Linked DNA regions of Homo sapiens: regions 2, 3 and 4 are each linked to region 1. Evidence: chromatin loops called from intact Hi-C (ENCODE). Cell type or tissue: dorsolateral prefrontal cortex. All regions are shown on one strand. Each heading gives the region's core, and the rest is flanking DNA. Links, peaks and the distances in the headings are about the cores only. Region 1 has its middle 11 kb from the start of DSCAML1. Region 2 overlaps DSCAML1 (DS cell adhesion molecule like 1). Region 3 overlaps DSCAML1 (DS cell adhesion molecule like 1). Region 4 overlaps DSCAML1 (DS cell adhesion molecule like 1).

The links. Peaks named below come from ENCODE experiments on the same cell type or tissue, not always from the same donor. Only the 100,000 strongest peaks of a DNase experiment are listed, where the experiment ranks them.
Region 2: a loop joins it to region 1, with 6 times the contacts of the local background. A loop is called at or near these places in 93 of 110 quality-filtered maps.
Region 3: it touches region 1 in a loop (5-fold over the local background); 58 of 110 quality-filtered maps call a loop at or near these places.
Region 4: a loop joins it to region 1, with 2.7 times the contacts of the local background. A loop is called at or near these places in 2 of 110 quality-filtered maps.

The regions. Positions count from the first base shown.
Region 1 is chr11:117,803,970-117,811,621 of GRCh38, reverse strand. It overlaps a transcript of DSCAML1 not described here. Among named protein-coding and RNA genes, the nearest start is that of DSCAML1, 11 kb to the right of the region's middle. RefSeq lists enhancers at 2,047-2,096, 2,147-2,216. In dorsolateral prefrontal cortex, for the core only: a CTCF peak has its summit at 3,958 (motif pointing left); a DNase peak (open chromatin) is centred at 3,961; H3K27ac peaks cover 149 bases.
Region 2 is chr11:117,422,807-117,430,458 of GRCh38, reverse strand. It overlaps DSCAML1 (DS cell adhesion molecule like 1), which reads left to right. Exons shown (of 33, transcript NM_020693.4): 33 at 1,656-2,687. The coding sequence ends at 2,131. Among named protein-coding and RNA genes, the nearest start is that of CEP164, 99 kb to the right of the region's middle. RefSeq lists enhancers at 1-372, 373-1,051. In dorsolateral prefrontal cortex, for the core only: CTCF peaks have their summits at 3,850 and 4,069 (motif pointing left); a DNase peak (open chromatin) is centred at 4,078; H3K27ac peaks cover 1,874 bases.
Region 3 is chr11:117,440,179-117,447,830 of GRCh38, reverse strand. DSCAML1 (DS cell adhesion molecule like 1) reads left to right here. Exons shown (of 33, transcript NM_020693.4): 21 at 3,792-3,945. Among named protein-coding and RNA genes, the nearest start is that of CEP164, 120 kb to the right of the region's middle. RefSeq lists an enhancer at 4,295-5,275. In dorsolateral prefrontal cortex, for the core only: a CTCF peak has its summit at 4,109; a DNase peak (open chromatin) is centred at 4,100; H3K4me3 peaks cover 340 bases; H3K27ac peaks cover 963 bases.
Region 4 is chr11:117,533,011-117,540,662 of GRCh38, reverse strand. All of the region lies in intron 3 of DSCAML1 (DS cell adhesion molecule like 1), which reads left to right. Among named protein-coding and RNA genes, the nearest start is that of CEP164, 210 kb to the right of the region's middle. In dorsolateral prefrontal cortex, for the core only: CTCF peaks have their summits at 4,353, 4,556 and 4,993; DNase peaks (open chromatin) are centred at 4,342, 5,002 and 5,282; H3K4me3 peaks cover 1,789 bases; H3K27ac peaks cover 2,500 bases.

The DNA.
Region 1 (7,652 bases), core at 2,681-5,180:
ACACGGCTTAGGAGGAATCCTGGGCTGCAGGCATTCCTTGGCCTGGTGTCCAGATTTCTAGCACTTGTAGTAAGCTCCTGGGGGAGGAGGTTCTGGAGGAACGCCTGGCCGCTGCAGTTCAGGCGTTTGGAAGTTCTTGTGTGCTGGAGATGTAGCTGGGGTTTGTCTCACAGTGGAGGTAAGGAATTGCAACTTTTTTTATTATTGTACACCTTGAAGGTGAGGTTAATTAAGTCCTGTTGTGGGGTTTGAGGGCCAGATTCTAATTTTTGGAGTTTTATTTAATGTCGGGAGCAGATTGGGTAATAAAATGTATATTGAGAATAAGATGGCCTTTTGACCTTTTAGGGTCTAGGGCTGTAAAGCTTCTCAGGGTTGCTGCCGAACGAGCCATGAACTCGGCTGGGGTTTTATATTTGATGAAAAAGAGCCTAAACGCTATCTGATTTGGGATAAAGAAAAAGGAGCATTAACCTTGACTATGCCTTTAGCTCCAGCCACCTTTTTAAGAGTAAATTGCTGGGCAGGTGGGGGAGGGCTAGTCACAGAACGAAACTGTAAGTCAGACCGGGTGTGAGGAGGAGAGGCGATAAAAAGATTACAGGGTGGAGGAGCGGAGGCTGAGGAAGAAATGGGACCTAGCTTGGTCTGGCGAGGAGGGGAGAGGTCAGATGGGTCTGTAGAAAAGGAAGATTAGAAAGACTCAGCGACGCTTGGGGTTGGGACTGAGGGGACAGGCGGGAGGGAAAGAAGGAAGATTTGGGACGAGTTGCACTGGGCACAGAGACTAGGAAGGGACTGATGTGTAAAAGAATGCGTGGACGTCAGGCACCTCAGATCATTTGCCCATTTTACGACAAGAATTATTTAGCTCTTGTAGGATGGAAAAATTGAAAGAGCTGTTTTCCGGCTATTTGGAACTACTGTCGAGTTTGTATTGGGGTCAAGCGGCATTGCAGAAGAAAATAAGACACTTTGATTTTAGGTCAGGTGAGAGTTGAAGAGGTTTTAAGTTCTTAAGGATACAGGCTAAGGGAGAAGAAGGAGGAATGGAAGGTGGAAGCTTGCCCATAGTGAAGGAGGCAAGCCTAGAGAAAAGAGTAGAGATACGGAGAAGGGGGTGGGGGTTTCTTGCCCTCCAGAAAAGCAGAGAAAGGGTTGGGGCACGGAAATAAGGGATTGGGGCACAGAGATAAGAGGTCGGGGTGCGGAAATAAGGGATTGGGACACAGAGATAAGAGGTCGGGGTGCGGAAATAAGGGATTGGGGGTTCTTGCCCCCTAGAAAAGCGGGACTTGCCACTAAGGGTGAAGGAGAAGGGGTTGAGGGGTACTTGCCCCTCCCCCAGAGGGCGCTGGAGTTTTGAGTCCACGGAGTTTTGGGTCCACGGAGTTTGGGTCCACGGAGTTTTGGGTCCACGTGTCTCCTTTGTCTCTATCAGAAAATGAAAGGAATTGAAATTAAGAGAAGGGAGAGATTGAAGTGTGGCGCCAAGATTGAAATGTGAATATGTATGTATGTGAATGTGTGTATGTGTGTGCGAATGTGTAAGTGAGTGTGTGAATGTGTGTGAGTGTGAATGTGTGTGAAAATATTTGAATATGTGTGAGTGTGGGAATGTGTGTATGTGAATGTGTGTATGAGTGTGTGTGAATGTGTGAGTGTGTGAATGTGTGTATGTGAATATGCGTGTGTGTGAATGTGTGAATGTGTGTGTGAGTGTGTGGGTGTGTGTGTGTAAGAGTATGTGAATGTGTAAGTGAGTGTGAGTGTGTATGTGACTGTGTGAGTTTGTGTGTGTTGTGCGTTGCTAGTTGAGCTGGAACTGGGGAGGAGCAGAGCAACCCAGGAGGGTTGCGTGGGTGGACCTAGCATCTGGAGCGCTGCGCGGCGATTCAGCCTCCTCAGCTGAGAATCAGAGGTCTGTTTTGGAGGACACCATTGGTCCCCTCCAGTAGTTCTTAGAGGCTGGCAAGGACACAGGCTGGGGCAGGGAGTGAGCCCAGCCTCCGGCTTCACTGCGAGACATGACTGGGGTGAAGGGCAGGACCTGTGTAGTGGAGAATTTGAGTGGCCGCCGTCTATGTTGTACTGCACAGCAGCCTGCGGCGCCACCATCCTGTCCTGTGGCACTAGGGGGAGGCAGACACCAGGTTCCCAGTGCGGAGGCCTGGAGCTTCCTTCCGCGGAGGACCGCAGAGACACATCCAGTAGTGGGCCAGGGAGGCGGGTTGTCCTCTCCAGCCATCAGAGCCACGCCCAAGGAGTCAGGCACAGCGGGGAGGAGGGCTCCCCTCCCTTCCCACAGCTCCCACCCTTCCCACACTGCACTTTCCAGGAGTGCAGACGCGGCAGCTGGCCTCCCAGGACCTGCCCCACCCTGGAGGTCTGCACTGAGCCCCTTCGCCAAATGAGGCAAGACTTCTCCTGAGCCTGGGGTCTCAGGGCAAACTCCTGAGGTCGCCTCTCCTAAATCTGAGGCATTCCCAACGGATCTGGAAGATTCATTCTCTCTGGATGGATTTTTCCTCCTCTCAAGCTTCGCAGTGGAAATGATATGAAGCAGGGGCGGGGCAGTGACGGAGCTGCTAGAGCAGGGTAGACAGGCGTGGGCGTGAGCTTGGCTCGGTCACTGACCACCTGGGCAGCCCTGGGGAAGTCCTTTAGTGTCTCGGAGCCTCAGTTTTCTCATCTGTGAGATGGGGTTTGTGATATCCAACTCATTAAAGAGATTGAACGAGATCATGTGTGTAAATGAGATATGTACGCCACAAAGTGCTGCGAACATGTAAAGTGGGTGAGGGATGAAGCAGTGTTCACCAAGGCTTCTGCTGGGCTGGGTGATTGCGTGTTTTTCAGCCATTTATTATTCAGCAAATTTTTGTTGACTATCAAGTATGTGCCAGACACTGTATTAGTGTTTTTGACAAGCTTAAGTGGATAGTGTTTATGAAACTACAGAACATAAACCTTCTAGTTTATCTTCTAGTTCAGGATTTCCCAAATGCCAGCCCCAAGACCTATGCTAAGCTTCTTACATCCAAATACTGGGAAACAGAAAATACAGATCCCGGATTCTGTAGTCTGGGATCTCTCTCTCCTTCACCTCACCTGTGCCTGTGTGCATGTGTAGTTGTGTGGTTTCGGAGCCACTGAGACCCAGAGATGGCAAATGCTCTCAGGGGATAGCATGTCGCATGCCAGGGGCTTCGGGCATGCGCCTATTATCTTTTCCAGAGGGGCAGGGACAGCCCAGCCATGGTCTCAGGACTCCTCCTAAAGGTTTGACCCATAGGAATGTGTCGGCAGATTGCCCAGAATATAGAGTCCGAAGGCCTTCTAATTCTATATTTTGTCACTTAATGGCTCTGTCATTTAGTGCCTGCATAATTTTTAGCAAGTCACTCTCTTTCTGAAGCCTCAATTTCCTCATCTGTAACATGCGGATATTGATGTCTGTCTTGCTGTGGTATCTTCATGTGAGCATACTTTGAAAACTGCAGGCCGGGCGCGGTAGCTCACGCCTGTAATCGCACCACTTTGGGAAGCCTAGGCGGGCGGATCACGAGGTCAGGAGTTCAGGACCAGCCTGGCCTACAAAGTGAAACCCCATCTCTACTAAAAATGCAAAAATTAGCTGGGTGTGGTGGCATGCACCTGTAGTCCCAGCTACTCGGGAGGCTGAGGTGGGAGAATCATTTGAACCCAGGAGGTGGAGGTTGCAGTGAGCCGAGACCACGCCTTTGCACTCTAGCCTGGGTGAAAACTGCAAAGCTCCAATTTTTAACTCCGACGAAAGCCAGAACCAGACTGAGTTTTCAAAGGAGAAACCCTTCAGGCTGAATTTTCTTCCACTTCTTCCAAGTCCAGCTGTATCTAATATTGAAAGATAATCTCCATGGAGGAGCCCCCATCCCGCCCAAAGGTTTCTCATACTCAGTCTTTGGGCGACACCTGCTGGCCATGGCAGGTACTGTGACCTTCTCTAGCTAAACAACTCTGCGGAGAAAACTTGCCCATCTCCTTAGACATTCACAGCCACGCTGCAGGGTCGGTGTTCTGTTCCCACTTCCACAGACCAAAAAGGTGAGACTTGGTCCTCCCAGCTCATGAGAAGTGCGGTGAATCTCTGACTCCAGGTTCTTGGCTCCATCTCATCCCTTCTTGCTCTTAGGCTGGGCGGAGTGGGGAGTCATTTCCTCCCAGGCAGAGGAGATCTCCCACCCCCCAAATCATTCTGAAGTAGGTACTGGGATTTGGGGCAAGGCCAGGGTTGGAGCCTAGGACAGGCCTGGTCAAGAAAGACTCATCCTTGTGTCAACAACCCCACCAGGCAGACCACCACATCCAGTTCCCCATCTGCAGAGCAACTAGACTGATGGCAGGGGCTTCAGCGATAAAAATTCACTCTGAGGAGGCAGAGAGATGCCATTTGGTCAGGCTGTGTGGTGAGGAGCTGGGGACAGGCTACCCGCTGAGCCTGTTGCCTCTGTGCCCACTGTGTGGGGAAGTGGCTAGCCTGAAATCTGGCGTGTGGCTTGGGGGAAGCGGGTGCCCCGGCCAAGGAACTTCTCAGTCAGGAGGCAAAAAGTATTGTGATTGAGAAAGAGGATTTGGCCTCATCCTTGAGAGATGCACACAAAATGATCAATGGATGAAATTATGTAACACAAGAAATTTGCTTCAGAAAAATTCATGGTGATGGGAGGGGAGCATAGATGAAACAAAAAACTGGCCATGAGTCAACTCTTGTAGCATCTGGGAAATGAGTGCATAATAATTCGTTATACTGTTCTCCCCACTTTTGTATATTCTTGAAATTTTCCATGTTCAAACTTTAAAAAATGTAACAGCAGTAACACTACCACCACCACCAAAGTCAATACATAGAATGATGAGTTTGAAATTAGACTGCCTTGAGCATCTGACGCTGCGTGAATTGGACAACTTAGTTAATTTCTCTATGTCTCAGTTTCACTGTCTGTAAAATGGGGATGATAATAATCATACCAGTCTTATAGGGTTGTTTGGAGATTATGCATCTGGAGTAATTAGCATAGTGCTGGGCCCACAGCAAGTGCTCAATTATAATCATTGTTATTAGTAGGAGTCCAGGACTCTGATTATGATTTGCCAAAAGAAGAAGCTACTTTGGCTGATGCAGACAAACAATTAGCCCGCCAGTTCAGCTCAGAGTTTGGACCGATGAGTCTTTGAGGACACAGCTCTGAACTGCCATGTGCCAGATGTGTGGGTGTCTCAGATGGGTAGACACACCATAGAGTCAGGCTTTCCTGAGCCCCTGCAGGGAGGCCTTTTCCCTGCCTCTCTGCATATCCTTCCCATTGCTCAAGCCCAACTCACATCCTACCTTGGTTTTTACTGACCACTCCTTTCTCTGAGCTTAAGCAGCTCTCTTCACAGACTTATCGAACCCCTTGCCCTAGGTGAGACTGTAAAGATCATCCAACCCAGCCACATCATCATAGCTTCATTCGACAAACAGTCATCAAAGACCTGCCTTGGGTACTGAGGATGGAGTGGTGAACAAGGTGGGCAAGAGTCTGAAGGCAACAGGGCCTAGGAGGGAGGTAAACACCACTTAGCTGAGCGCAGGCCAGGCGGTCAGGAGCCCTGGACCTAAGCCCTGACTCTGCCATGTGACCTGGGACGCCCTTCACCTGCCAGCCACTGTTTCCTAGGCACTTGCAGGAGATGCTCCCCAGGTCCCTTCACACTCTGACCTGCTGACTCTGAGCATGTAGGCTTCCCTGTGTTGCTCTTTAAACATCTTCTACTCCACTGGAATGCAAGCTTCCTGAGGGCAGGGACTCTGTGCTAGACTTTCCAGGGATCGGGGAACTCCTTGCACAGGGGCTGGGCACAGAGTTGCCAAAAGAATGAGTAAACCAACAAAATGTACTTCCTTTAGGCCAGGTGTGGACCAGAAACAGTGAAAGAACAGAGTTTTTAACCAGGAGAAGTGGGAAATGGATCCCCCAAAACCTCATACTGTAGCACTTGGAGATTGACAATGCCCACCAGCGTGTTAAAGCCTGCAGTAAAAAACAAAAACAAAAACAACTCCCACAAAAACCTATTTACCTTTGATTATTCCACTGTTTTCCAAACCTATTTGACCATAGATCAGTTTTTGCACCTTACCTATTACCTTCTCATGAAACACTTGTGAAATGCTATGTTAGATCTTTTTCTGTTTTCTGCTGGATTTATCAAAAATAAGGTCAAGTTTGGTAAAGATGCTGGGTTTCAATGTCATTGTGGCCTGAAATGGGAACCTTATTGCTGCATTCTTAGCTGAGCTCTGCCACCCTCACTGGGGCTGGGCTAGGACCTTAGATGACATTCTGAGTCACCCATTGTGTAAGTAAGTGCCATTTGACCCAGGCAACACCCCATTTCCCAACTTTCACCAAATGATGAATGGGATCATGTTTTCTCTCAAATAATCCACATCAGGATTACAGGCCAAGGAGGCCAGTTCAGTAGAAGTTCGTGGGATAGTGGTCCAGAGTGATTGGCATGTCAGCCCAGGAAATCCAACAAAACATTGGACAACAGTAAGAGAAGATCAGCTACCTACTGAGGGGGTGATGGCGCTGGACTGGAGCTGCTCAGACCTCATCCGGATTCATGAGTCTATTCTGTTTTAAGAGAGATTTTTTTTTTCTTTTATGAGACAGAGTCTGTCACCCAGTCTGGAGCACAGTGGTACAATCACAGCTCACTAACATCCTCAGCCTCCCAGGCTCAGAAGATCCTCCCACCTCAACCTCCCGAGTAGCTGGGACTACAGGCATGCACCACCGTGCCTGGCTACTTTTAAATGTTTTTGTAGAGATGGGTCTCCATGTGTTGTCCAGGCTGGTCTTGAATTCCTGGGCTCAAGTGACCCTCTCACCTCAGCCTCTCGAAGTGCTGGGATTACAGGCGTGAGCCACCATGCCCGGACGAGATATTGCTAAAGTTGAATATAAGCAAAGAGGGAAACCAGAATAGGGAAAGGTCTAGAAATTATGTCAGAAAAGAAAAAAGATACGTAGCCTGGCAAAAGGAAGGTGTGGGGGCCTGCGGTAGCAGTTCTTGAATATTTGAATAGCTGTCATTTTGTCCAGATTGGGCACATCTTTTGAACTCCAGAAAGCTAAGGCAGATTTGGGCTTGATAAAGAAAAGCATGTGTACATGACTGTGGACAGTGAAATTAGATAAACTTCTGTGTGGGGAGCAAGCCCCTTTTCCCTGGCAGCATTTGAGAGACTGAGTTGACACCTGTTGGGTCGGTGTAGAAAGCCAGTGGGTATGAGATGGGGCCAGGTGAGCTGAGCTCTAAGGCACTGCCCCCTCTCAGATTCTGTAACTGAGGGGCCAACATTCCCCGTGGTCTCCAGGCAATGTCTTTGTTCAGCCTCACTGTCCCAAATTGCAGCCCACTCACCACTGGGGCACCCCAGGAGCCGTGGCTTTGGCCTCCAGCAGGTGGAATTTCTGGGCCGCACATTTCTCCTGCTCAGAGTGGCTGGAGGACTTGCTAGTGTTTTGTAGCAACTCCTGGACTTTGAGGAGGGTCTCGGTCCACAATGCTGGTGGCCAGTCACAGTGACAGGAGGGATGCTGCCCTGCAGAGAGACC
Region 2 (7,652 bases), core at 2,726-5,225, 380 kb after region 1:
ACGATAGTATCTACTTTGCATTGTCATAATGGGCATTAGAAATGATATACATCCCCAGCGTGTTGTAAGGCCTCATTCATTCGGTAGTGAGCATCCCCTTAATCTGAAGCTGTGCCAGGATGGAAACAGATCCCTTCAGGGTCAGCTGCCCAAGGGCCTCTGGTCTCAATGCTGTTTGAATTTAATCCAGACCCAAACAAACAATCCTGGCAGCTCCACCCACCATGGTCATACCTCTCAGTAGGCAGTGACCTGGCCTGGCTGGGAACCATCTGACCCCACGGGCCTGGCCGGAGCATATGCCCTTAGAGGCTGGCAGGGCAGGGCTAGGATCAGCAGGGGGAGTCTATCAGCAGATGCTGGGGTCACAGCGTGCAAAGCCCAGACTATCAAACAATGCAGTCTGGTCTGCTTAGCACTGGCCATGCTAATTGAGGCAGGGGGCGGGGCTTTCTGGGTCATGGAAAGAAGAGCCTGGAACAATGGAAAGACTGTGGAGACTGTGACCCTGAATGACACCCCCACCCCTTTTAGCTGTGCAAATTTAGGCAAATGATTTAATCTCTCTGAACCTCAGTTTCCTCACTTGTAAAGTGCAGACAGGTATTAACCAATCCTAGGGGCTGTCGTGAGGATTCAATAAGAAAATCTAAGGAAAATGCCTGGCCCAGCTCCCCGGGGGAAGAGGCCCATTTGCAGGCAGGGTGCCCATGGAGCACGGGGGGTCAGGCGGTGGAGGTCTTAGAAGCAAGTCACATGGAGGCAGTTTAAGAAATAAGGAACTAGGTTGGGTGCGGCGGCTCATGCCTGTAATCCCAGCACTTTGGGAGGCCAAGGCAGGCGGATCACCTGAGATCAGGAGTTCCAGAGCAGCCTGGCCAACATGGCAAAACCCCATCTCTACTAAAAAAATACAGAAATTAGCTGGGCATGGTGGCACGTGCCTGTAATCCCAGCTACTCGGGAAGCGGAGGTTGCAGTGAGCCGAGATCATGCCACTGCACTCCAGCCTGGATGACAGAGCGAGACTCCGTCTCAAAAAAAAAGAAATTAGGAACTTTCCACCTGGAGAAGAGGGGACCGAGGGGGAGGAGAGGGGACATGTAGCTGACTTCAAACATCTGGAAGGCTGCCATGGGAAAGAGGGGAACGCCTTACTCTGTGAGACCTCAGAGAACAGAACCAGGCTCCATGGTGGGGAGGCGACAGGGAATGATATTCCTTTCCTCCTCAGGGTAAAGAAAAGCTTTCCACCAGCCAGAGCCATTAGGACATCCTCGTCCTTAGCAGTAGTGAGCTCTCCACTACCGGAAGCTGACCAGCCTCTAGTGACCATTGAACAACAAGCATCCATGTACTGGGCAGCTGTTATCTGCACCAGCCACTGTAGCAAAGCACTTTACCTCCCTCACCTCATTCGCTCCTCACAATAATCCTGTGGGGAAGTAAGATCATCCCCACTTCACAGATAAGGAAACGAAGGCTCAGAAGGGCCAAGTACCCGACCTTTCCGCTACTCTTTATTGCCCCCCAGTGGAGGGGCCCCTATGCCAAATCAGAGAGAAGACTGGGGGCAGGGGATGGGGTGGGGGCTGAACGAGCTGCTTCCAGAGGGCTATGACTCTCTGTAACATCCTCTGCCTCTGTGATTCCAGGTGACTACTGCAACCTGCCCCTGTATGCCAAGTCAGAGGCCTTCTTTCGAAAGGCAGATGGACGTGAGCCCTGCCCCGTGGTCCCACCCCGTGAGGCCTCCATCCGGAACCTGGCTCGAACCTACCACACCCAGGCTCGCCACCTGACCCTGGACCCTGCCAGCAAGTCCTTGGGCCTTCCCCACCCAGGGGCCCCCGCTGCCGCCTCCACAGCCACCTTACCTCAGAGGACTCTGGCCATGCCAGCCCCCCCAGCCGGCACAGCCCCCCCAGCCCCCGGCCCCACCCCTGCTGAGCCACCCACCGCCCCCAGCGCTGCCCCTCCGGCCCCCAGCACCGAGCCTCCACGAGCCGGGGGCCCACACACCAAAATGGGGGGCTCCAGGGACTCGCTTCTCGAGATGAGCACATCGGGGGTAGGGAGGTCTCAGAAGCAGGGGGCCGGGGCCTACTCCAAATCCTACACCCTGGTGTAGGGCCCGCAGGAAGAGCAGCCACGCCTGGACCGCGCCGCGCCGCAGCCCCACACGCCAGCTCGGCTGTTTTTCTGCATTATTTATATTCAACTGACAGACAAAAACCAACCAACGACAAAACAAAAACCCCCAATCATGAACGCCTGTACATAGAACTCTTTTGTACAAATGAAACTATTTTCTTCTTCTCCATGAAGCCAGGGCACAAAGAATTTGACAGTACAAGTCAAATCCCCCACCCCACAAAATATGTGTGGAGATATATATACATATATAGACAGACAGGAACGCGTCCACGAGCTATATATCTATATATTTCTCTCACCCTATTTTGAGACAGAGGCACAAAGACTCAGCAATTTTTTTCCCTCCTCCTCACCTTCCCCCCAGTCTAGGTGGTTTTGACAAAGACCAAAATCCCAACTCAGAGACACTGCATGCGATTTTACTGTTCCAAGAAAACCAGGAGTTGCTTCAATTTGCAGATGCTTATGTGTTAATACCTTTTTCTATGAAAAAAGACCCAGCGCCGTGTGCAATAAAGGTTATGTTTCTATGTGGTGGCTTTTTTCCCATCTGGCGAAGGCCAGCGGGGAGGGAGGAGAGAGCCCGACCCCAGGCCGTCTGTCTCTCATAAAGAGACTTTGTGAGAAGCCTGGGCTTTGGCTCAGTGCTCTAAGACTTTTAAAGGCTTGCAATTAGCCAAGGTGCCTCCTCTTCTGTTCTCAGAGCTGTGCTGGGCCCGCAAGGGGAACTAGGTCGGTGGCTTCGTGCAAACTCCTAAACCCCTCTGACCCACAGTGTCCTTACCTGTAAACGGAGGGAAGCTTGTAGCAGATGGAATGAGGCAACCTTGGCTCACCAAGCGCTGGGGAGCCTGGGATAGGGGAGGGGTTGCCTACTGGCTTCTTTCCTCCAAGAGAGTGCAGGGTAGCCAGGGGGCCAGGACTATACAAGACCAATAGCCCACAGTTGTGAAAGAGGTGCCTATCGGGAGCGGGGAAGAAGAGATTATCTATAGCTGGGGCACCAGGCCAAGGCCTAAAGTTCTGGGCTGACTCTTAGGACCAGATGAGGCCAGAGGGAGAAGAAGAGAAGTCGTCGGAGGTGAGAGGAGTGAGAGAAGCTCATGAAGGAGAGGGAATGGAGCTCAGCCAAAGAGAACCAGGTCAGCACATCAGGTACCTCACCTGGCTTCCAAGGAGTCAGCCAAGTGGAAGAAAAGGCGTCCACACGGAGGAGCAGGCAAGGTGCCGTGGGTGTCCAGAGGCCTGGTTTCTGATGAGAGGGTCCAGAGGGCATCACAGGAGGTGACAGGTGAGATGGACCTCCAGGGACTTGAAGGTTTGGAGAGGCAGAAGCAGGTGACTGGCCCCTGGGTGAAAAGGAAGTGCACCTAAGAAGTGCACAGGGGGCTCTTGAGCACTGCAATTGAGGCTGAGCTGTGGATCAGGAACCTGGAAGGAAGGTGAGTCTGGGACCCACCGCTCCCTAGGAGCTGAGAGGAGGAACTGGGAAGGGCTGGAGAAGGAGGGAGGAGTTTGTGCATGCAGGCAGCTGATACCTATCAGCCTGGGCCCCGGTGAGGCCGCACCTGGGATGCATGACCTTTCATAGAAGCATCTTCCGAATAGCAACTCATCCCACAAATTCTCTCTGAGCACCTAGAGTGTGTGGGATGCAGAGGAGTCCCTCGCATGAATAACTAGATTCCCGGGTCGGCACGGTGAGAGGGGAGGGGCAGAGATTCCGTACGCCTCGGTATTCCTAGGCTCATGAAGAAATGCTCATCTCAGCCCCCACACCCAGGACCCAGCCAAGAGAAGCAGCTAACGGCATCAGTTGAAAACCAAAGCTCTGCATTCCAGACACCTGGTGACAGCCCAGCTTCGTTCCATCTCTGGGAGGACGGAACGCCTCCCAAGGACGCGCACGCCATCTGCAGGTCGCCTCCAGAACTGCAGGCACAACGATCAAACCTGAGCTGTCCGCATAGAAGACCCCCAACCCCACCTCCCCTGCACACCAGATATTGGGCAAACAAACACGAATCAGAGCCACCTCCAACCAGCAAGAGGGAATGAAAAACTCCTCAGAGGCTAGAGGCGCAGAAGATAGAAGCAGCCTAAGGGCTCCGAAGGGGAACGCTGTCATGAAAATACATGACGGATCCCGATACTACGTGCCAGGTGCTGCTTGTAACCTCATTGCAGACTTGGGAGAAAGGTATCACGATTACCACGTGACAGGTGAGAAGGTTAGAGGAGCTAGAAGAGATGGGAATGAGATTTAAACTCATGAGCGTCCAATTCCTTAACTACTGAGCCATACTACCTGCTGTTCCACTGTTCAAAGATTAGAGTTTCAGTTCTTCCCCCAGGATGTTGCCAGGGGAAGAGTCCGCCAGGTCCAGGGAGCAAGCTGGACGCATGGGCAGAAAAACAGTTGAGGCAGGTGACCCAATATGCAGCACAGGATGGATCAAGGGCTCCAAAGTACTTTACCCTGGTGAGGGGCGGTGGTAGAAAAGGTGGAATTCAGCTCTGGGGAGCTGTTGGAGGTCTGGGACCTGAGGTGGACTCTGTAGGATGAGAAGGATTTGGAAAGGCAACAGAAAAGTAAGATGTGGGCCAGTCTAGCTTGTATTCCACTGGGCTAGGCCCCTTATTATAAAGCACAAAGTCTAGAAATTCAGGCATACTTGAGCAAAATCCACACGATTTTATTTGCTAATAATCTCTAACTTCAGTACGCTTTGCAGGGTTGTTTGAGACAGCATCTCACTCTGTCACCCAGGCTGGAGTGCAATGGTGTGATCACGGCTCACTGCAGCCTCGACCTTTCTGGCTCAAGTGATCTTCCTGCCTCAGCCCCTTGAGTAGCTGGGACTACAGGCACATGCCACCATGCTCGGCTAATTTTTGTACTTTTTTTTTTCCGTAGAGACAGGGTTTCACCATGTTGCCCAGGCTGGTCTCGAACTCCTGGACTCAAGCAATCCTCCCGCCTCAGCCTCCCAAAGTGCTGGGATTACAGGTGTGAGCCACTGCGCCAGGCCCTTAATATGTTTGTTAGCTAAACCACAAGCCTGCCTGTTTGATCCACACCCAGAAGCTAATTCACAAATCAGTGGCACTCCTGCTCCTCATTCATCCCCAGCTCATCCTCATTGAACTCTATGTATCTGGAACAGTCATCTTACACATTCACTTGCTCCTTTCCAAAACTCCACTTTGTCTACCATGGATAAGATGACCATCTGCCCTTGAGAGCCTTGATACTCTACATGTGGGTCACAGGCCAGTGGCACCAGCACCACCGTCACCTAGGAGCTTGTTGCAAATGCAAAAAAAATACCAGGCCTCACGCCAGAACCACTGAATCAGACTCTGCACTTCAGCAAAATCCCCAGGGGACCCATATGCACATCAACGTTTGAGAAACCCTCCTCTAGAAGACCTTCAGAGAGATTACCCCTTGTTCCCCCATTCTACCAACAACCAGAGCTAGACTAGTGGGTCTCAAACGTAGATGCACATCAGATTCACCTGAGGAGCTCGTTAAACAATACAGAAGCCCAGCTCTCACCAATCCTAACAGAATAGGAATTTGCTGGTATGCGGCCTAGGCTTTTTTTTTTTTTTTTTTTTGAGACAGGGACTTGCCCTGTAGCCCAGGCTGGAGTGCAGTGATGCTATCACGGCTCACTGCAGCCTCAATCTCCCCGACTCAGGTGATCCTCCTTCCTCAGCCTCTCGAGTAACTGGGACTATAGGCACTTGCCACCACACCTGGCTAGTTTTTGTATTTTTAGTAGAGAGGGGGTTTCATCATGTTGCCTAGGCTGGTATTGAACTCCTGAGCTTAAGCAATCGCCCACCTCGGCCTCCCAAAGTGCTGGGATTACAGGCATGAGCCACTGCACCTGACCAACATTTCTATTTTTATGGTGGTAAAAGATACATAAAATTCGCCATTTTAACCATTTTAAAATGTACAATTCAGCAGCATTAAGTATATTCACCTTGTTGTAAATCACTATCCATTTCCAGAACTTTCTCATCATTCCAGAAAGAAACTTTGTACCCATTAATCAATAACTCCCCATCTTCCTCTCTCTCAGCACCTGGCAACCACCATTCTACTTTCTGTCTGTATGAACCTGCCTATTCTGGGTACCTTGTATAAGTGGAATCATACAATATGTGTCCTTTTGGTTCTGGCTTATTTCACTTAGCATCATGTCTTCAAGCTGCATCCATGTTGCAGCATGTGTCAGAATTCCACTCCTGTTTGAGGATATTCCATTATTTACGACATGTTGCTTCTCCATTCATTTCCTCTCCTGGTGGACACGTGGGTTGCTTCTGCCTCTCAGCTATTGTGAATAATGCTGCTATGAACACAGGTGTACAAGGATCTGTTTGAGCCCCTCTTTTCAATTCTTTTGGGAATATAGCCAGGACTGGAACTGCTGAATCACATGCTCATTCTATGTCTTACTTTTTGAGGAACGAACAAACTGTTTTCCCCCAGGCATCTGTATTTTTTGTTTGTTTGTTTGTTTGTTTTTGAGACGGAGTCTCAATCTGTAGCCCAGGCTGGAGTGCAGTGGCACCATCTCGGCTCACTGCAACCTCCACCTCCCGGGTTCAAGCAATTATCCTGCCTCAGCCTCCTGAGTAGCTGGGATTACAGGCATGCGCCACCACACCCAGCTAATTTTTGTATCTTTGGTAGAGACAGGGTTTCACCATGTTGGCCAGGCTGATCTTGAACTCCTGACCTTGTGGCATCTGTATTTTTAACAAGCGAAATGATACCCAAGTATTTGTTCATTCACCAAATACCCAGAAGCACTTCCAATGATCTGGCACTGAGCTGGGCACTGGAGATGCAAAGGCCCTGTGGGTCTCTTCCTGCGCTCAAAGGCTCACTCCCCGGAGTGTGCGCAAACTGGCGGAGGCGGAAGGAGGGAAGCCTGGGTCAGGGAACAGCAGGGAGGGTTTGCTGTCTGCCAAAGCCTCATGATCCTCCACAGTGCACAGTTGTTGCGGGGAAGTCGCTACGCATCCCGTGACTACAGTTCCAGGCCCCCGATTCTCAGAGAAGGCGATGAGACTGAGCTTTGACCAGCGGAATGTGGCATAAGTGATACACGCTACTTTCAGGTCCAGCTCATAAAAACTTCCCTGGCCACCCTCTGCTCTCTCCAACTGTAAGTCAATGCCCAAGGTGAACTTGGAAGCCACTTATTGAAGATGGCAGATCCTCTATCACCCTGGCTTATACATCGATGTAGCGCAGAGGCCCCTCTATCCCCTTCAATGCCAGCTGGACTTTATGTGAGCAAGAAATAAACTTGCAGTAAGCACCGATACTTTGGAGTTTATTTTACAACAATTAGCATCATCTTAATTTATGCAGGAGATGAAGGGGAACTTGGCTCCCCATAGAAATTCTCCCTTGATAGATCAGGCCCAGGGCATCCTCCCCCGCACCGCCTGCCATACCATGTCAC
Region 3 (7,652 bases), core at 2,780-5,279, 360 kb after region 1:
AGGGCACACGCGCGTATCAGTGACAGTGCAAAACTGTGGCATGAGCCTGGAATTATAGGCAGATACCTGAGACTGTGTGTGCTCACACATGCTGGCGGGAGCGGATGAACCATACCTGTGGCATCCTCAGAAAAGACTGTGTATGGCCTTGGCTCTAGGGAAGCTACCCCTGGGGATGGCCACAGCTACACTGAATCCTGGTAGACATTTTACTAATAATATAATACATTTTTCACTGATTATAAAAATAATGCAATTTTATTATAGAAAATCTGTAAAACATATAAAAGAATAGAGAGGAAAGTAAAAATTACTTGTACTTCCTACAGATAAACACTGGTGATGTACTTCCTACAGATAAACACTGGTATATAGTCTTCCAGTCTTTGATCTGTACACATAGTACAGGTTTTGAGGTGTTTCATTAAACCAAATTAAAATAATATTATACATAACGTAATGCAATCTGCTTTTTTCATGGAATACCTGTTGGTGCTTTCCTACACCATCAGATATTCTTCTAAAACATTTTTTCGTGTGTATGTGACGGAGCCCTGCTCTGTCACCCAGGCTGGAGTGCAGTGGCACCATCTCAGCTCGCTGTATCCTCCACCTCCCGGGTTCAAGTGATTCTCCTGCCTCAGCCTCCCAAGGAGCTGAGATTACAGGCACACATCACCACGCCTGGCTAATATTTGTATTTTTGTAGAGGCAGGGTTTCACCATGTTGGCCAGGCTGGTCTCGAACTCCTGACCTCAGTGATCCGCCCTCCTCAGCCTCCCAAAGTGCTGGGATTATAGGCATGAGCCACCACCGCACCTGACCTAAAACATGATCTTGAGTGGCTGTTTATACAGAATCTACTTAACCAGTCTCCCATTGTTCTGTATTTAATGTGTCTTTGAAATTTTCACCATTATAAATTACGTCTCAATGAACATCCTTCACAGAAATCTTTATGCACATATTTTAATATTTTCTTAGGGTAAATTTCTATAGGAATTCCTGGGTCACAAAGAATAAGTATTCTTAAAGTTCTGCATACAGACTTACAAATTGCCCTTCGGAGCATTTGCACCCATGTATGTTTCTACCAGCAGGGTGAGTGGCCAACAGTATTGTCCTTTGCACCTATGCTGATCCCACATTTGTTTTCTGATTTGTTCTGCTTTATTTTTGTTAGATGGATTTTTTATAAATGTGCCTTATTTTAAAGTACCTTTCTTTGGTTACTAGTTAGGTTGTATATGTTTATTGGCTATATTTTTCTTCTTTGGGTAATTGTCAATTTACGTCCTTTGTCCAGGTTTCTGTTTGGGTTTCTCATATTTTTCTTATTGATTTATAAGTGTTCTTTACATATTAAGGATAATAGCCATTTTCTGTCATATAAGTTGCAAGTATCTGCCAATTCATTGCTTTCCTATTGATTCTGGTTTTTTGTTTTTGTTTTTGTTTTTGTTTTGAGACAGAGTTTCACTCTTATTGCCCAGGCTGGAGTGCAATGGCACAATCTCAGCTCACTGCAGCCTCCACCTCCCAGGTTCAAGCGATTCTCCTGCCTCAGCCTCCCAAGTAACTGGGATTATAGGCATGCGCCACCACGCCTGGCTAATTTTGTATTTTTTAGTAGAGAGGGGATTTCACCATGTTAGTCAGGCTGGTCTCAAACTCCTGATCTCAGGTGATCCACCTGCCTTGGCCTCCCACAGTGCTGGGATTACAGATGTGAGCCAGTATGCCCAGCCTTTGATTCTGTTTTTGATGTATCATAGTTTTTCTTTTTACAGAAGCTGAATTTATCAATCATTTCCATTTATGATTTTGCCTTGATTTTTATGATTAGAAAAATGGGTAAATATTTACCTATAGTTTCTTCTTTCATAGCTTGCCTTTTTTCAAAAACCTTTGATCCACTGGAACTTTATTTGGGGCTATGTCTGTGTGCTTTTGAACATGATTTCAGGAGACTCACGGGGTGTCCAGGTTAAAAGGAAAGCGCCCAGTATCTGGGTTGGATGCTAATACCTACAAGAAGAGGCCAAACTTTCTTGCCCTGCCTGTGTAGGCACAAATATACACTCAGGTATACACTGATGCACACAAGCACATACACTCAGCTGTTCTCCACACATGCACATGTACATAGAAACACATACGTTCCTGTACTGTCACCAAAAACAAGCCCGGAGAAGAATATGTCCTAGTTTACAAAGGACGTGCACACCCCTGCCTCCTTGTGCCTCAGTCACACACAGGTTGGGCAGAGCTGTATTGCTTCCCTAGTTTGCAAGAGAGAAAACAGCGTCCAGAAACTATGGGCAACCTTACGGGCTGTATGCCCAGGAGGAAGGGCAGGAGGGTGTTGAAGCCACTACACTACCCCACACTTCAAGCACATATCAACGACAGATACGCACACCAGTCCCAGGGTGCTGTGGCCTGAAAGGGCTTCCCAACCACCAGGGCTCAAGGGTGGCTCTGCACCTGCCCCCCCGGACCTCCTGGATTCAAGGCCAGACCCCCACGAGGGAGGCAGGAGGAATATGCCAGGGAGCTGTGTGTGTGTGTTGCAGAGATGCCTGTGCCTTTTCCCCTAACATTTCCCTGCAGATGGCCTGGGGCCAAAAAGGATGTCTCCTCCTGTTATAAGTTATTGGGCCTCTCAGCCCCACTATGGGGCATGAAGAATGTCCCTCTGTGCCCATACATGCCTGGAGGTCTGTTCCTCAGCATGTGTGCATGCGTCTACATGTGTGTGTGCTTGTGAGCGTGTGTGTGCAAGATCCTGTGACTGCAGAGATAACTAATTATTAGCTCCCTCTGGCCTCGGGCCCCCATCTGTTCTGGGGCTGCTCTCCCTCCCTGGACTTCCGCTCTGTTTTCAAAGGGGCCCTGGTGCTGTCCTCCTCTCCCTTCCCTGCGGCTGACCAAAAAATAAAATAAAATGAAAGTCAGCCCCATCCCGCCCGTGCCAGGGAAGAGGCTGACAGGAGGTCTGCAAACTAGCGCTTATCAAAAGCTCCTTCTCAAATTCATTTCAATATCTGAGCCTCTGGTTTCCAAGGCAACATAATCTTTTCATCAAAGCAACTGGTAAAACCACTGGGATCCGATATTGTTTTGTTGGCAACTTGTCAAAACTGTCATTTTGTTAAAAAAAATTTTATAGATTTGTATAACCTACAAATATATATGGTGATCTATACCACTAATAATCATTAATAAAGTGCTACCCAGTAAAGCTTTCATAGTTCCTTCTCCCGCCCCCTCCTCCCTGGACGGGCGGGCGTGCTGCCTGCAAAATGCAGGAGTGGTAATTAGACGGCAGGGCTAGGAGGTGACGGGAGCCAGAGCAGGCTGCAGGAGCCTGTCTCCAACCCTCATCAGGCAGAGGCAGTCATTTGCCTTCTTCCTGAAGACTCTTTCCTCAGGGCTTTCCTGGGACCCCCTGTCCCCCATTCTCCCTTCTCCTGGCTACCCCGTCCCTCACCTAAAGTACTCACATCCCCTGGCCTGAGCCACAGCTGCCAGAGCGTGGATCAGTTAAAGAGGTAAACTGAGGCTGACCCAGCAACACCGCGAGGCAGGCCCATCAGCTCCCAGGGACCAAACCCAGGGCACACTCTGTCCGCTGCATCTCTAAAACTTGGAAAGGGCAAATAGGACAGAATCCTGCCTCGCATCCGACCCCGCCATCCTCTCCTCTGAGCCCCGGGCACTGAGGAAGATTTGGACGCTGGAGGGCCCCAGTTCTGCTTCTTAGAGCCTCTTTGCCTCTGCCCCGCAGGCTCCCAGCGAGTACGAGACGAGTCCAGAGCAGCTCTTCTACCGGATCGCCCACCTAAACCGCGGTCAGCAGTATCTGCTGTGGGTGGCCGCCGTCACCTCTGCCGGCCGGGGCAACAGCAGCGAGAAGGTGACCATCGAGCCTGCTGGCAAGGGTGAGAAGCCTGAGGCTGTGGCAGAGGGGCAAACACTTCCAAAAGCTCCCTTACAGAATCCTGGTTCTCCCCAGACAGGGTCTCTGCCTGCTCCGCTTTATCTGCCACCCAGCTGTGAGGAACTGGCCACCCGCCTGCCTCCCGCACACACCAAGACTGGGCCTCTGCTGCCCCCTGACTCCAGCAAAGCCTCACAACAGGCTGCCTCCGGCTCTTGCCTGGGGCGGGTGGACAGGGTGCACTCAGTTCCCGAGTCCAAACCCTACTCCCAGCTTGAAAAAGGGGGAGTCGCCTCTACCCCCAATTCAAAGCCGGGCCTTTGTCCCAATGCTCAGCTCCTCCAGAGGTGGCTACAGCCGGGTGTGCTGCTTCCACAGAGCAGCTGAGGCTCAAAGGAGAGCCCCCGTGCTGAACTGGACACCGGGCAGGGGTGATTCCAGCGATGGCGGATTCCTGCGATCCGCAGACCTTTACGGAGCGCGTGCTGTGAAGGAAGGCTCTGGGCTAGAATCAGACCCTCTTAGGGAGTGCCCCACTGAATCTCTGACCGGGACATGGGTGTGCCATGGGGGCTGCACCCCCACTTTTCAGAGGAATGACACTTCCAAGGCCTCATCCCAAGGGCAAGCTGTAGCAGCCGCGCAGGTAGAGCTGCAAGGCTGAGCGTCTGCCTCTCCCTGGGGCGTAGGAACTGGCCACAACTAGCCCAGGACCGCAGGTCCTCTACTTGCCGTTGGGCCTCCCTGGGCCCCTCCTCACTCCCCCACTCTCTTATCCACCGCAGCCCAGACGAGAGGAGGTGGTGCCTGCGCAGCCTGGCCAGCCTACCGGGGCCACTCAAGCTTCTCTTGGCCCAAACACAAGAGCCCCAAGCCCTACCCTGCCGCGGGCTCAGAGCCAGCCAGCATCTGATCGAGGGCCTACGGTGGGCCAGGGGCTTCCACCTGCCCTGCCAGCAGGGCTTGTTGACCCATTCCACAGCTGAGCAACCTGAGGCAGGAGTGGCATGGGCTGCAAAGACAACCGGGAAGGAGTGAGCTAGCTCTCCCAGCGCCAAGTCAGGGCTCTTTCCACACAGCCTCAGCACCTCCTACCACCCCCTAACCCCTACCACCAACCTCTTCTTCAGGAAGGGAAGGGGCCTAAAGCCTATCACCCTTCCAGAACAGCTAGCACTGGCCCAGAGGCAGGAGTGTGAGGGCTGGGCATCTTTGCAGAAGGCTGGCCTCTTCTCCTGGGGGCATTAAATAAACACGGTCCTAGAGAGCTGTGGACTTCCTAGAACACATTCACACAGCGTCACCTCACAGCCGCCCTGTGAGGTGGGAAAGACAACCACTCCTGCCCCCTTCCCCCATACACACACACGCACACACACACTGCACACTCATACATGTGCACACGCACAAACACATGCATATGCACGCGCACACACTTATACACACAGACCCACACATACATTTACGCACATACACATACTAATGTGCACACACATGCATACACACACTATACACACTAATATATGCATACACACATGCACACACATACACACTATACACACTAATACATGCATACACATATGCACACATATACACACATACACACTATACACACTAATACATGCACACACATATGCACATGCATACACACGCACACACACACTAGACACACTAATACATGCACACATGCACACACATACACACTATACACACTACATGCATATACGCATATACACACGCATACACACATGCATACACGTGCACACTCACATATGCACATACACAACATGCACTCACATGCATGTGCACAAACACGCATCTGCGCACACACATACACTAACACACACACACACATACACACACTCACATGCAGATGCACATACACACCCACACATACACACACATATGCACACACACCCTGAGACACAGATTCAGGGAGCCAACCCCAGCCTGTGGCAAAACCAGGTCTGGAACCTGATCTCTGGAGAAACTCTGAGAACACCCACAAAGCCCCCAGGCTTCTCACCGCCCCCGCATGGAGGCCGTCTTCATGTGGACCCCTCTGCCGGGCCTGTCTGGTGCCCCCACTGCTCCAAGCAGACCCCAGAACTCCCCTGCTCTGAGAGCCCCTTGGCACCTGGCACGACCAGCACAGGAGCCCACCCCCACGCCATGCACCTGAACCTCTCAGCTGCTCCCTCACTCTCACTCTCCCTCCACCCCAAGAAGGGCCCCAGCTCCATGGGCCTCCTCTACTCTCTGAGGCACTTGGGCACTTGGTTCCTTTAAATCTGGGCCTGGCGATCTCCCAGGCACTAGATGCATTTACCCACCCACCACACTCTGGGCACCTGTGGCCCCGCACCTTCTGTGATGCTGCTGACCCAGTCCTCCGCCACCACCCTTGGGACACTCCCGTCCTCTCTTCTGTGCCTGTGCATGCTGATCCTAGAGTTGGTCACTTCCCTGTCAGTCTGCATCCCCTCCTGTGGCCTCATCATGCCTGCTGACTCTCAGATCAGCGTCTTTGGTCCAGGCATCTCTCTGGTGCTCCAGAACACGCACCCACCTGTGGTCTAGCTACAGCTGTGGCTGCACTGTGGACTCAGTATGAGATGAAGCCATCCGGTCCTTCCTGCCAAGCCTGCCCCTCCTTCAGTGTGCCCTGTTCCCATGAGGGTGCCATCACTCACCTTGGTGGCCCAGCCAGAATCCTGGGAGCCATCCTTCCCTCCCCGCTCTCTTCCCCCAAACCAGCCAGACCCTAAGTTTTGTCAGCTCTTGCTCTGAGCCCCTCATCTCCCCACTGCTACGCATCACCTCCAGCCTGCATTCTGGCCACCATCCTGTCACGTTCTGTGTCCTCCAGGACCCCCTCCACCAAACTATCCTCTGCAAGCAGCCAGGATGCATCTGAAATCGGCTGAGGACACCACTCCTTTTTTTTTTTTTTTTTTTTTTTTTTTGAGACAGAGTCTTGCTCTGTCACCCAGCGTGGAGTGCAGTGGCATGATCTCGGCTCACTGCAACCTCCACCTCCCAGGTTCAAGCGATTCTCTCGCCTCAGCCTCCCGAGTAGCTGGGGTTACAGGCACCTGCCATCGTGCCCGGCTAATTTTTTGTATTTCTAGTAGAGAGACAGGGTTCTGCCATGTTGGCCAGGCTGGTCTTGAACTTCTGACTTCAACCTCAGGTGATCCGCCTGCCACAGCCTCCCAAAGTGCTGGGATTACAGGCGTGAGCCACCAGGCCTGTCCAACACCACTTCTTATAACCCTCTGGTGGCGGCTTTCTAAGAGGGAGTCCAGTCTCCTGGCCCTGCCAACAAAGCCCCCAAGATTCTACTTCTGCCCGTCCCCTTGGACTCAAGCTTTGGTTACCCCAGAGTATTTGCAAACCCTCACAGCTGCCGTGAGCTTCAGGTCTCCATGTCTGTGCTTAGTGCTATTCCCTCTTCTTGACATGTGTCTCCTTCCCTGCTTATAAAGTCTTTCTTAACCTTCAAGTCAGAGCTTCCAATTCCAGATGCTATTCCCGGCCGTTGCCTCCACTGCCCACTTATGGGCAGCATTCATTCCCCCTGCCTCGCACCCCTAGGCTTCCTCGTGCCTGCACCTACCATAGCATTTTGCCCCGTTATAATTTTTCCTTAAGTATCTGTCTCCCTCTTGGATGGTGATCAACGTGAGGACAGGGAATAAATCATAC
Region 4 (7,652 bases), core at 3,480-5,979, 270 kb after region 1:
GCCCTGTGTCCAAGTGATTTCATTGTTCAAATCCCACCTATCACTCATTCCAACTTTTTATAGCCTTGACTTAAATTTTTTTTCAACTTTAATTGTGGTAAAATATACATAACATAAAATTTACCATCTTAATCATTTTTAAGGGTTAAGTTCAGTCATGTTTAAGTTCAGTTGCCTTTTGTAAAACTGAAACTCCATTCCCTTTAAACCAGCAGTCCCCCACTGGTTTCATGGAAGACGATATTTCCACGGGACAGGGGTAGGGGGATACGGGTGAAACTGTTTCATTTCAGATCATGAGGCATTAGATTCTCATAAGGAGCGTGCAACCTAGATCCCTCGCAGGCACAGTTCACAATAGGGTTCGCACTCCTGTGAGAATCTAATGCTGCTGCTGATCTGACAGGAGGAAATGCTCGCTCGCCTGCCACTCACCTCCAGCTCTGAGGCCCAGTTACTAACAGGCCACGAACAGGTACTGGTCCACGGCCCCAAGGTTGGGAACCCCTGCATTAAACAACTCCCCCTTTTCCCTCCCTCTAGCCCCTAGCAACCACCATTCTACTTTCTGTCTCTATGAGCTTGACAACTCCAATACTTCCTATAAGTAAAGTAGAATCATGCCATATTTGCCTTTTTGCAGTTGGCTTATTTCACTTAGGATAATGTCCTCAAGACGCATCCATGTTGAAGCACGTGCCCAAATTTCCATCTTTTTCAAGACTGAATAATATTCCATTGTATGTATATATCACATGTCGTTTATCCATTTGTCTGTTGATGGACAGTTTGGTTTCTTCCACCTTTTTGGCTATTGTGAATAACGCTGCTATGAACTTGGGTGTGCAAATATCTCTCTCCCTGCTTTCAGTTCTTTTGGATATATACCCATAAGTAGAATCACTGGATCGTATAGTAATTCTATTTTTTATTTTGGGGGGAACCATCACACTACTTAATCTTGACTTTTGAATGCTCACTTTTGTGTGCATCTGGCAAACCTCTTGCCACTGCTAATTAGACCTTTATTCCTTTTTTTTTTTTTTTTTTTTTTTTGACAGAGTTTTACTCTTGTTGCCCAGGCTGGAGTGCAATGGCGTGATCTCAGCTCTCTGCAACATCCACCTCCCGGGTTCAAGCGATTCTCCTGCCTCAGCTTCCTGAGTAGCTGGGATTACAGGCACCCACCACCAGGCCCGGCTAGTTTTTGTATTTTTAGCAGAGATGGGGTTTCACCACATTGGCCAGGCTGGTCTCGAACTCCTGACCTCAGGTGATCCACCCTCCTTGGCCTCCCAAAGTACTGGGATTATAGGTGTGAGCCACTGCGCCCAGCCTAGACCATTTTTCTTAAAGGTCTAACTGGTTGTAGTAGAAATAGTGATTAGCAGGACAAGAGGTTTGCCAGGTGCAGAAACACTCAGAAATGGGAGTGGGTTTAATCTGGGAAGGCTTCCTGAAGAAGGTGAATTTCCAGCTGGGATCAGACTTTTCTGGGTTGCAGTTTCCTCGTGAGTGAAATGGGGACAAAACTGCCGTAGAGTTTTGGGAAATTTCTTCGTGCATTCATTCTGGAAACACGTACTGAGTGCCTGTTTTATGACCGGATTGAGATGGGAATGCACTGGAGGATTCTGAACAGAGGAGCCGCAGGATCTGACGTGGATTGAAAGCATTGCTCTGGCTGTGTGCTGGGGACAGAAGGAGGAGGGGCAGTGGTGGATTCAGGGTGGCCAGTCAGGAGGCTGCTGGCCCCTGCCTCCTTCAATCCTTTCCTTTCCTTTGCTCTAGAGACTGCAGTGGGATCTGTCCAGTTCAGATCCTCCCCCAAACCCCCAGTTTCCCCCTCCTCCCCTGTCTATCACCTTCTCCCCACCACACTCCCCCTCACCCCTCCCTGAGAGCAGAGCAGCCAGGGCCCCACCTTTGCAGAGGGTGGCTTCTCTCTGTCCAGCCCTCTGGGGCTGCCAGAAACCCAGAGGTTTCTATCAATTATCTCTCCATGGCTCCTGCAGCTCCAGGGAGTCTCGAAAGCCCAGCTCTCTGACCTTTTAGAAAAAGACAGAAAAGATGCTGTCAGCTCACTTAACACCTGTGTGCAGGGCCTCAGAATTGCCAAGGAGGCTTCTTCATCTCCAAGCTCCCTGCTCTCCAACCCAGCTCCTGAGGAGGAAGGAGGGAGTCCACCTGCAGGAGGCCTGACCGCAGGAGGCGCTGGGGGCCCGGCAGCCCCAACCTCAGCTACTCCGGCCCTTCATCTTCCTGAGATGACATGGAGCCAGCCACCCACGTGCTGGGGACTTTCATACTCAGTATTTAATTTAATCCTCCCAACAGCCCTGTGACATCAGTTCTATTTCTTTTCTCCATTTTCCTGAAGAAGAAATGGGGCTTGCGCTAGTATAGTGGGATCATGGAGACATCAAATTGTCAATGAGTGTGAAGAGTCTTTGCAAATTGATCTCATCCAGGGGTTCTCTGCCCTGCACATAAGACACTCCCTACAGCTCTTTAAAAAATCCATTCCCAGACCACCACACCCTCAGAGATTCAGAGTTCCATTTGAAAAGATCCTTTGATGATTCTCATCTACAAACATGGTTGAAAACACTCACCAAATCCAAATTCCCCTCTTTTTACGGATGGGAAACTGAGGGTCTGAGAGAAGACTGGCCCTCTCTAAAGGCACCCTGGGTGAGCTGCCCAGAGCTGCCATGAGAAATCACTGCAAACTGGGTGGCTTTAAACAACAGAGTTCTGGAGACTGGAAGTCCAAAATGGAGGTGCTGGCAGGGCCAGCGTCTCTCTACAGGCTCCAGAGGAGGGTTCTTCCTGGCCTCTCCTAGCTTCTGGTGGCTGCTGGCAATCCTTGCGTTTCGTTGCTGTTACGTGCATCCTCCTGCCTCTGCTTCCGCCTCTGCACAGCACTTTCCCTGGGTGCGTGTCTGTGTCCAGATCGCCCTCTTCTTAGACGAACACTAGTCTTATTAGAACTCAGGGCTCAATCTAACCCAGGAGGACCCCATTTAAACTTGATTACATTTGCAAAGACCGTATTTCCAGTAAGGTCACATTCACAGATCCTAGGAGGCACTAATTTGTTGGGGGGATGCTATTCAACCCAGGATACACCCCAACATGAGTGGCAGAGCCTGGACTCCAACCTGGCCTCCTATATCCCCACCCTGGGCTTTCCCCGCCACCCCTGGTGGCCCAGCCCCCCTTTGTACAGCTCCTTTTACTCATAGCTTCCACAAGACCTTCCACAGCCTTCCCCAGTACCCCAGCACTGACGGCCACGCCTTCCATGGTGGAAGGATATTGTCTCCTAACTGTGGGATCCCAGAGGGCAGAGACCAAGTCCAGGACTTCTCCCATGGTGCCCAGACCAAGACCTGGAGACACTCCAGAAAGACGTGATAGATTCAGCCAAACTGAGCTGGATGGATGAATGCTCCTCCAGGAGGCAGTGAGGACCTCATTGACAGAAGCGACCAGGCAGAGGCTGGCTGACCATATGTCCCTATGAGTGGTGCTGTCATTCTAGGAGAGTCAGTCCAGCACAGAGCTTTGGAAGAGCATAGGAAGTCGACTAATGGTCCAGGCTCTACCACCTTCTAGCTGTGTGACCTTGGATGGATTATGTAACTTCTCTGTGCTTCAGTTAATAATAATTGTATCCATTTCAAAGGGTTGTGGGGATTAAATGAGATAATGTACGTAAAGTCATTGGCCTAATTTGTAATAGCTACTCAATAAATACTTAGCTTTAAAAAAAGTAGAGTCCTGCTCGAGATCACAGAGAAAAGGGGATGGCAAAACAGGTCAGGGTCTTTGTAGTAATAATAAAAGGAAGAAAAGCAGAAACCAACCACTCCCCTAGTCATAAGCATGTAGATAGATGATACCACAGCCTTTGAAATATGTCAATCAATCAAGCAATGTCAAGGGCACAGTCAGCATTTAAACGTAGCTCTGTGTCTTGGTCTTACAGCCTAAAGGAATGGCACCCTCCAGCCTAAACCCACAGGGACACTGTTGGCATTTGGGGTGGAACAGTTCTTTGTGACTCAAGCCCCTAACCACTAAATGCCCTTAGCAACCCCAAATTATGCTGTCAACCCCAAATGTCCCACCTCCCCCAACCTGTCCAAGTGGCTTCAGGATTGGTGCTGGACCCGGAGGTACTGGCTGCCATTTTTTCCTTCTCCCGTGGGACCCAGCCTGCCTCAAAGCAGAGAACGTGGGCCAGCTACTCTTCTCCCTTCCCAGGGATGGCTAGTTGCCTCTGGGGTGCAGAGCATGGGCTGCCAGCCCGGGAGGCCAGCCATGTTGTCCAACCCTGGCCCGTCTCCATCCCCAAACAGCGGGCCGGGCCTCCCTCCGCTCTCCACACTGTATGAGGCTCACTCCACATGCCTCTTGCTCCTTCCTTCCCCAGCAGGGTCCACCGTCCGATGCTCATCAAACATGCAGAACTGATGTTGCACAAGCCCCCCCAAGGGGACTAACATCATACCCCTGATTTCTCCTTCCCCTCTCGCGCTGTGCATCCCCCTGGCTGCAGCCTGCCTTTGTTTCAGGAGGAGCAAAACACTGTGTCTGAAAACGTTACTGCAATTAAATATGCACAAGAAGGGGGGGAGGGAGGGGAAAATGAGGACAATGAAGGATGTGAAACATCAGATGCAGCAGCTGCTTGTTGCTATAGAAACCCTAGCTCCCCACAACCATCAAGGCAGCATCAGCCCCCCACCCCCCACCCCTAGTTTAAAATCCTCGTAGGGCCAAGTGCTCTGTTTGTCTTGAGGTGCCGGGAGATGCAAGATCACAGGGTCCTAGCTGTCCAGGGCTGGAGCACCTGTCGGCTGTGAGCATTGATTTCTGTGTCTTTCCTGCTTTTCCTCACCCCACCATCACTACCTCCCGACACTGGCACTTCTGATTGGCAGCAACGCCCTCCAGTAGTTCTGCATTCCAGTCCCAGTTACATAATAAATTACAAGAGAGCTTCCGCGTTTGACTTTGGGATGTCACAACATGGAGACAAAACGGCACATGCAGAGTCCACTGGGGAGCTGGCTTTCTCCGTGCTTCCTCGGTTCCTCTGACAGCCAGCTGCAGGGCTTGGCGCCCTCCACCTTCCTTCTCGTCCTCACCCACAGCCCCGAGTGGGGGTCTGCCTAGTTGCGGGGTCTGCCCGGCTGTGGTCTGTGTGCTGGAGCCGGGCAGAGCGGGGTGTCCACAAACTCTAGGTTCCAGAAGACGGGCAGGCTGCCAGATGGCCGAGTGCCCATCTGGGAGGATCCCCAACAAGATGTAGCTCAACCGGGATCAATGGGAAGTTCCAGACTCTGGCCCACATAACCACTGTCCAAGGACAGAGAGAGGGAAAGTGGCATGGCAGCAGCTCACAGAGACAGGGCCAGGGTCTTTAGTTGACTGCAAGGAGAGTAGTATAACGGGGGTGCCTCCCTCCTCCCACACCATCCCCATGACAAGGTGATGCAGGCTGAGGCTGGGTGTTGGTAGTCTTGCTCTACTCTGCTCTGATGGGCTAAGTCTAATCTTAGAGGCTCTCAAAGTGGGGCACAGTGTCTGGCACATGGTAGGTCCAGTCCTATACAGAGATGTGCGGGAGGGAGGAAAGAAAGGAGGGAGGGAGGGGCAATTGGAATTGTAGATAAACCAAAGTTCATTCAGAAGCAAGAGACCAGACTGATGAAGTTATTTGAAACTATATTAAATAAATAACTATTAAAAAATAAAATCCCTGGCATCCCAGCTCTTTGGAGGGCCAAGGCAGAAGGATCCTTTGCATCCAGGAGTTTGAGACCAGCCTGGGCAACATAGCGAGACCTCATCTCTACAAAAATTTTTTTTTAGCTAGCCAGTTGTGGTGGTGCATGACTGTGGTCCCAGCTACTGGGGAGGCTGGGGTGCGAGGATCGCTTGAGCCCAGGATGTCAAGGCTGCAATGAGCTGTGATCACACCACTGCACTCAGTCTGGGTGGCAGAGTGACAGTCTGTCTCAAAAAATATATAAAATGAAAATAAAATCCTAAGGCTGTTAACCCTGAAGAAAATTCAAAGGGCATCACAGCTGCCTTCCAGTGTATGAGGGAGTATGTCAGGAACACGGGTTTCGGCTGGTTCAGCGGGGCACCAGTGAGTCAAAGCAGGACACACAGAGGGAGCGCCAAGAAGATCAGTGGTCACCAAGGAAGACTGATCTAAAAGTCAACTTTGGAATGGGCTGCTGAGTGAGGGAGGGAGTTCCCCAGCCCCAGAGATATTCAAACGAAGGCTGATGAACCTTTGTCAAAGATATCGTCGTGCACTCAGCTTTTCAGCCCTGCAGTTCTACGGCCTCCAGTGGCAGAAGGTGCCCTACGGTGAGGTCCCCACCTCCAGGTGCTGAGAATCTTGGACTTGTGCTTGGGATGGTGGAGGGAGATGGGTGGGATACCACAGAATATTCCTCACAAGAGCAGAGCTCTCATCTTGGCTGAGGGGATGTCACTTAGGCCTCAGGTAGCAGACCTCTAAATAATAGGGCTAGAAGGGCATGGAACTGCCCAAAATGTTTCCCTCTGCCAGCCTGACATGTGGTGCTATCGGGTTCTTCCTGTGGGTTCAGCATGACCCTCTCCCCTGCAGCTTTGAAGTCACTATCAGTATCCTGATTCCAAGGCCCCCTCCCATGGAAATGGCAGCCTGGGCCCTCCGGGTCTGCCTGGGAAATCCCCAAAGAGGAGGCAGAGGACCCCAGTGTTCTCCTCTCCATCTCAGTCTGGCCTCAGTGGGAGGACACATCCATGAGCTTAGGGAGTCTAGTGCAAACCCCGCCCCCCAACCCTCAAGTCCAGTTTTCTCCTTTAAATCAGCCTTTATCAGCTCAAGGTCAGGGTGAGCCTTAGGACCTTAGACAAGGAAATCCACTTCCCCTCTGGGATGGAGTGGGGGGTCTTGTGTGGCAATCTGCAAAGTGGGCACGCTGCCACCTGTGCTTCCTGCTCTCCTGCTAGGTCCCAACAGTCGGGGCAGAGATGGCTGTGGCAGTGGCAGGAGACATAGAGCACCGTGCCTGTCCTCTTCACTGCCTTGCACACAACGGGTGTTTGAGAACTGTTTGAATGATTTTTGTGTATCTGCCCCTCCTTGTCCCCATCCTGGTATAGCTTTGCCTCAATAATCATTTGTTGAGTGAATAAAGGATTTAAATTGAGAGAAGGGGATGGAGGCTTATGTATAATTCCATGCAGAAGGACAACTGGGAGTCAGAAGTTCCAGTCCACTTCCTGGCTGTGCGACCTGGGCCAGTTACTTTACTACAAGCCTCAGTTTCCTTCTTTGTAAAATAGAGTTAGCATCTCGAACAGTTGTAAAAGCCAATGAGCAAGGAATATGAAAGAGTTTTGCAAACTCTTGCAAAGAGGTAGGAAAGATGAGAACTAATATTCACTTAGTGAGGGCTTATTCTGCACCAGACACCTTATTATTTTTATTTTTACTTTTTTAGAGACAAGAGTCTCACACTGTCACCCAGGCTGGAGTACAGTGGTGTGATCATGGCTCACTGCAGCCTTGACCTCCTGGGCTCAGGCAATCCTCCTGCCTCAGCCTCCCAAGTATCTGGGACTACCGGCGT